2 separate regions of the Homo sapiens genome follow, and region 2 is linked to region 1. The links are chromatin contacts, found by Hi-C in ENCODE. All regions are on one chromosome and are shown on one strand. The core of a region is the stretch at or near the end of the contact, and the rest is flanking DNA. Distances in the headings are between cores, read along the strand shown.

Region 1 (2,700 bases), core at 27-2,526:
CACTATTAAAATGCTGCCGTTTAATGCCCTATTACTTTTCTGCTGCACCCTCAACGATGTATGAACTTCACTATCTCCTGCCATTTCATTTCTGCATACAACATGCTTTTAATTTTTTCTTCTTAAAATATGGTAAAAGTTCTCACTAATCCTCAATATTCCACTTTTTAAAATCTACCTCTAAATTTCGTCATAACACAATTAGGGGGAAAATTGTTTTGCCCACTAATTACAACTTCATTAGGGCACCATCCCTTTGGCTAGGGTAACGTGAAGGCCGGGTAAACTACACGTCCCACCATGCATTGCTGCCTTGTTCAGAGTAGGTCTCTACGGAAACAGGAAAAAAAAAAATTCTACAAGTCCCACCTGTTACTTCGTTTCTAAACACCTCCTGCACTTTCGGCTCCAACACCAAACAAAAACAAAAGCCTCGTGATCTCTCGTCTGCTCCGGGAGCCAGACAAACAGGGGGCCCGGGGTCACAGGCACGTCCGCTGTAACGGGTAAATTCTATCCAGCTCCAGCGCTCCCCTCTCCTTTCCGGGGCTGGATGCACGCACAAGCCTTCTCCTATCTGCATCCAATGGGGGCTCTCCAGCCGCACAAGGGAGAAGAACCGGTTACCGTGCAAGCACCACAGACTTCCCCGTGCCGGGGCGAGGGCTACCACAGAGCGGAGGTGATATCGGCTCGACCCCAAAAGACAGCCTCAAAACACTGAGAGGACTCGCCGCAGACGCCGAGGGACGCCACGGCCCCGCGGCTATCACGTTCCGCCGGGCGCCTCCATTCCCACAGGGATCGCAACCCCGACACTAACCGCCGCCCTCTCCGCGCGGTTTTGTGCCCCTTCAGCCGGGTCCCTGGGCCAGTGACCTCCCTTTCCCTGCGACTGGCGGGCGACAAGGGAACAAAATCCTCCCGGCCTTCCCCTTCGCTCCCTCCCCCTTACCGTCTTGGCGGCCTCCGCCCAGGTCCTGCCCTTCTTCCTACGTCCCTTTTCCCTCATGTCGGGTCTTGAACTGACTGGGAGGCTCCCGTGTCCGGGCTCCGGCCGCCCTCCCTGCCTGCTCTGCCCTGCGCTGCTTTTCCCGCGGTGCCGGGAAAGGTGGGAGAAAAGGGAAGTCAGACCGGGGGGGCACCCAAGCAGAGGAAGCGGCGGGGGTGGTGCGCGGGGGGGTCTATGGGGCGGCCGGTCCTCTTGCTGCCGTTGCCACTGCTACCGCCGCTGCCATATTGGGTTCTTACTGTACAGGCTGCCGCTACGGTCATGTGACCGCTCCCGCGCGGCCGTCACTACTGTACGCAGCCGGCCGCGCGAACGAGCGCGGGCGCGCCCCCGCCTCCCAAGCCCGGCCGCTGAGCTATCGAGCCGGCGGTCTGCGGTACCTCGCCACGCCCCCGCCCTTCCGGTCTCCGCCTCTCCGCAGGAGCATGCGCGCCAAGGAGGCCCCGGCAGTAGCTGTAGTCTGACGCCTGGCGCTCACACCTACAGCGAATATCTGCCTGCGGAAGCGGAACCTGTGCCATCCGGGAAAGCTTACTGAGCGGATCCCGCCTCTTGCGAGGCGCTGCACAGGCTGTGTAGACCTGGGGAGCTGAACTCTTCCCTCAGTGGGTGGCTCTGCCAACTATCACTTTAGATCAGCCCTGCGTTTGTGTTTTCTCATTTATTTGCATTTTTACAGAGGTTATCTTTTTGAAGATAGGCAACAATTCTCGTCTGCCTATTAACCCCATTCGATAGGCGAAGCAACTGAGATTGAGTGACTTGCCAAGCTCATAAGTCTGGGATGTAGAGAAACCAAAAATCAAATTGCCAGCTCAGAGCCCTTTCCATCTCCCCAGAATGCCTCAAACTTAGGTGACTTTGTTTTTAAGGCCACCAGTAACTGCATCCATGCTTTTACATGTGAAGCTACTCATCAATGACAGAAATGGTGTCTTCTTTATTTCGGTGAGCTCAGTCCCTAGCATAGTGCCTGTACATATCAGGCGCCCAGTAAATATTTGCTGAATGATTCACCTATTTCTGTGGTCAGAGACCATTATTTGTAGTATCCGTAACAGCTTTCTGAAAGATCCAGAATGTGGCATCTTCTCTTACATCATCTACACCTTGATACCTTGCAAAGTAAGAAGAATGTAGTAACAACTGCTGATCTCCCAAATCCACCTGCTTCCAGAAGCTGCTTCCAAACAATCCAGTAAACTTACTATAGTGTGAAATAGGACTGAGGATTGGATTGCCTCTTGGGAGGAAAGACAGGTGAGAGCAATACTTAAAGTTTATGGATGCGTTTCAGAAATTCATGGACTCCCTAAAATTATGAACTATATTTTGTGTGTTATATGTGAATTTTTTAAGAGGATTCATAACTTTTCCTCCATTTTTCAAAAAGGATCTGTTGTGCAAAAAAAAAAGAGAAAAAGATATTAAAGGGAGTTTGAGAGGCCATCTAGAAGTATCTAGATACTTCCTTATATTTCCGTTCAGTCATGGATCAAACAGCCTATTTCAGCAATTGATATGGATATATTTTCCCAAATGTCTTTGGTAATTCATAGCCTTATGCATTACACAGGTAGTATGTACCACCTCCCTCCAAAGCTTATGTCTGTAGTCTAAGAAGGCCTTCTCGCCAGGTGCGGTGGCTCACGCCTGTAATCCCAGCATTTTGGGAGGCTGAGGTGGTC
Region 2 (2,700 bases), core at 100-2,599, 2.5 Mb after region 1:
AAAACCTAAGTTCCCTGACTTCCGCTACAGTACTTCTCCATTCACACACACCATCATCTCAGCGGAAGGATTGGAGCTCCAGAGCAGAGAAGGGCCTAAGGTCATGTCTCCAAACTCCTTCACTTTATAGGAGGAAACTGAGGCCCAGAGAGGTTAAGGAATTCGTCCAAGATCTCACAGCTCGTAAATAGCGTAGCCGGGCGTTCCTGCTCTAAGGTCTGTGCTCTGTACCCTGCGCCGCGCCCCTCCCAGCCCCGCCCAGCGAGGGAGGAGGACCCAAATGTCCGGCAACCCGCGCCCTGAACTTCGCTCCAAAACAGCTGAAGACGACAACGTTGGGGCACACCCTCTCGCTGGCTTTTTTTTTTTTTTTTTAATTCGTAACAGTCTGGAGTTTGCTTATAAACGCCCGATTACTCTTATTAGATGCGTCCTAATTGCCCGGCGTATAGGGCGGCCGGAATGTCTTGACTGGTTAATTTCATCTTCAAGGCTACTCCTAACGAATTAACTGTAGGACCGAAAACATGAAAAACAAAAAACAAAAAGGGAACCGGTAGGCAGACCGCCACGGAGGGAAAAATAGGCAGGCCAGCCCCGCCCGGCGCCGTGCCCCGCCAACACCCGGCCGCAGGGCGGCGCGGGCACCCTGCGCGCCCGGGGCGCCCGCTGCACTCGGCGGCGCCGCGGAGGGCGCCTACGACCGCGCGCAGCCGCGCCCTCCCTGCGAGCGGCTCTGCGCGCCCGGCTCCCGGCCTCCCGGTGGCGCCGCACCGAACCGCCCGTCTCGCCGTCAGGGCTGTGATTATTTTCTAAAATCCGGAGGCGAGACCCGCGCGGCCGCTCTCGGGGCCCCGCCCCGAGCCCCTTCCCAGGGCGGGGGAGAGGCCGCAGCGCACTCGGGAGCGGGCGAGGGAATCCCTCTCCCTCCACGTCACCCGAAAGCGAGGAAACCCGCACTCGCGTCCTCTAACGCAAATGACCATCTTTGGCAACGTGCGCCAATGGAACAGACCAAGGGCGCTGGGCCCGGGGGGTGAGCGGGGGACTGGGGAGGGCCGGGGCTGCCTCGGCGCCTCCGAACCGTGCGTGGCGCCCGCTCCCGCCCGTGCCACCGCCTGGCTTCCTCGCGCGGGGTGCGCGGTTGGCGTCAGCGCGGCCGGGAGCCGGGGCTGGGAGGGGAGAGCTGCGCCCGCCTCCTCCCCTCCCGCGCCTCTTCCTCCTCCGCGGCCTCCTCCCCCCGCCTCCTCGTGCGCTCCTCCCTGCAAGGTGGAGTCTGGGGTTGACGTGAGTGAATCCACATGGTACAGGGCTGGAGAATAAAGAGTGTGAGTTGAACTCGTGCCATTGTAGTGACTCATCTCGGGCAGAGCGCTAGGGCTCCGAGCGAACCAGCGAGCGAGCGAACGAGCGGCGCTCGGCGGGGACAGAAAGAGGGAGAGAGAGAGAGAGAGAGAGGGAGAGGCGCGGCCGGGCGAGGCGGGCCCGTCCGGGAGCGGGCTCCGGGGAAGGGGTGCGGGTCTGGGCGCCGGAGCGGGGAGCGGGGCCGCGTCCCTCTCAGCGCCAGCTCTACTTGAGCCCCACGAGCCGCTGTCCCCCTGGCGCGCTCGGGGCCGCGGGACGGGCGCACGCCGCCTTCTCCTAGTCAAGTATCCGAGCCGCCCCGAAACTCGGGCGGCGAGTCGGCCACGGGAAGTTTATTCTCCGGCTCCTTTTCTAAAAGGAAGAAACAGAAGTTTCTCCCAGCGGACAGCTTTTCTTTCCGCCTTTTTGGCCCTGTCTGAAATCGGGGGTCCCCAGGGCTGGCAGGCCAGGCTCGCTGGGCTCCTAATCTTTTTTTTAATTTCCAATTTTTGATTGGGCCGTGGGTCCCCGCTGAGCTCCGGCTGCGCGCGGGGGCGGGAGGGCGCGCGCAGGGGAGGGACCGAGAGACGCGCCGACTTTTTAGAGGGAGGGATCGGGTGGACAACTGGTCCCGCGGCGCTCGCAGAGCCGGAAAGAAGTGCTGTAAGGGACGCTCGGGGGACGCTGTTCCTGAGGTGTCGCCGCCTCCCTGTCCTCGCCCTCCGCGGTGGGGGAGAAACCCAGGAGCGAAGCCCAGAGCCCGCGGCGCGGCCGGCGGACGAACGAGCGCGCAGCAGCCGGTGCGCGGCCGCGGCGAGGGCGGGGGAAGAAAAACACCCTGTTTCCTCTCCGGCCCCCACCGCGGATCATGTACCAGGATTATCCCGGGAACTTTGACACCTCGTCCCGGGGCAGCAGCGGCTCTCCTGCGCACGCCGAGTCCTACTCCAGCGGCGGCGGCGGCCAGCAGGTAGGTGCGGGCCCCGGTGCACCTGGCGGCGCGGGCGGACCCCTGCCCTCTTCTCGCCGCCACTGCCTCTTTTGCTTTCTTTTCTTTTTCTTGGCGAGAAAATACCTACGGGCCACCGTTGTAAGTTCTGGATTTTCGTCCTCCCCTTCCCCCCCACCCCCTTTTAAACTAGGGGATTGGAGAGTGGGCTTGAAGAGACAACATGCCCTTTTCCTCTCACGTTATATTTTACCCAGATAGACTCCTGGAATTGTAGGCCCCCTACCAGGAGCCTGTTACCTCCTTCCAAGAACTACTCCCCCTCCCCAGTGTCTGCCCCCCCCCCCCCACCCCTGCCCCGCGTCTTCTCTCTGGGTGGTGGACAGACAAGAAAATCTTTGCACCCA

The links. Hi-C counts contacts between places; a loop is a spot of excess contacts on that map. Pooled maps may share reads with other maps.
Region 2: a loop to region 1 is called in a map of CD4-positive, alpha-beta memory T cell, with 20 times the contacts of the local background. The contact joins the promoter of FOSL2 here to the promoter of ASXL2 in region 1. A Hi-C loop is called at or near these places in 1 of 168 maps with a recorded cell type or tissue (CD4-positive, alpha-beta memory T cell), 1 of 37 single-sample maps with no recorded cell type and 8 of 50 pooled maps.

The regions. Positions count from the first base shown.
Region 1 is chr2:25,877,211-25,879,910 of GRCh38, forward strand. ASXL2 (ASXL transcriptional regulator 2) reads right to left here and starts at 1,277. Exons shown (of 13, transcript NM_018263.6): 1 at 956-1,277. The coding sequence starts at 1,012. RefSeq lists an enhancer at 337-386 and a silencer at 1,297-1,456.
Region 2 is chr2:28,391,509-28,394,208 of GRCh38, forward strand. FOSL2 (FOS like 2, AP-1 transcription factor subunit) reads left to right here and starts at 1,350. Exons shown (of 4, transcript NM_005253.4): 1 at 1,350-2,314. The coding sequence starts at 2,213. All of the region lies in intron 1 of FOSL2-AS1 (FOSL2 antisense RNA 1), which reads right to left. RefSeq lists silencers at 567-1,686, 2,173-2,349 and enhancers at 1,380-2,311, 2,467-2,700.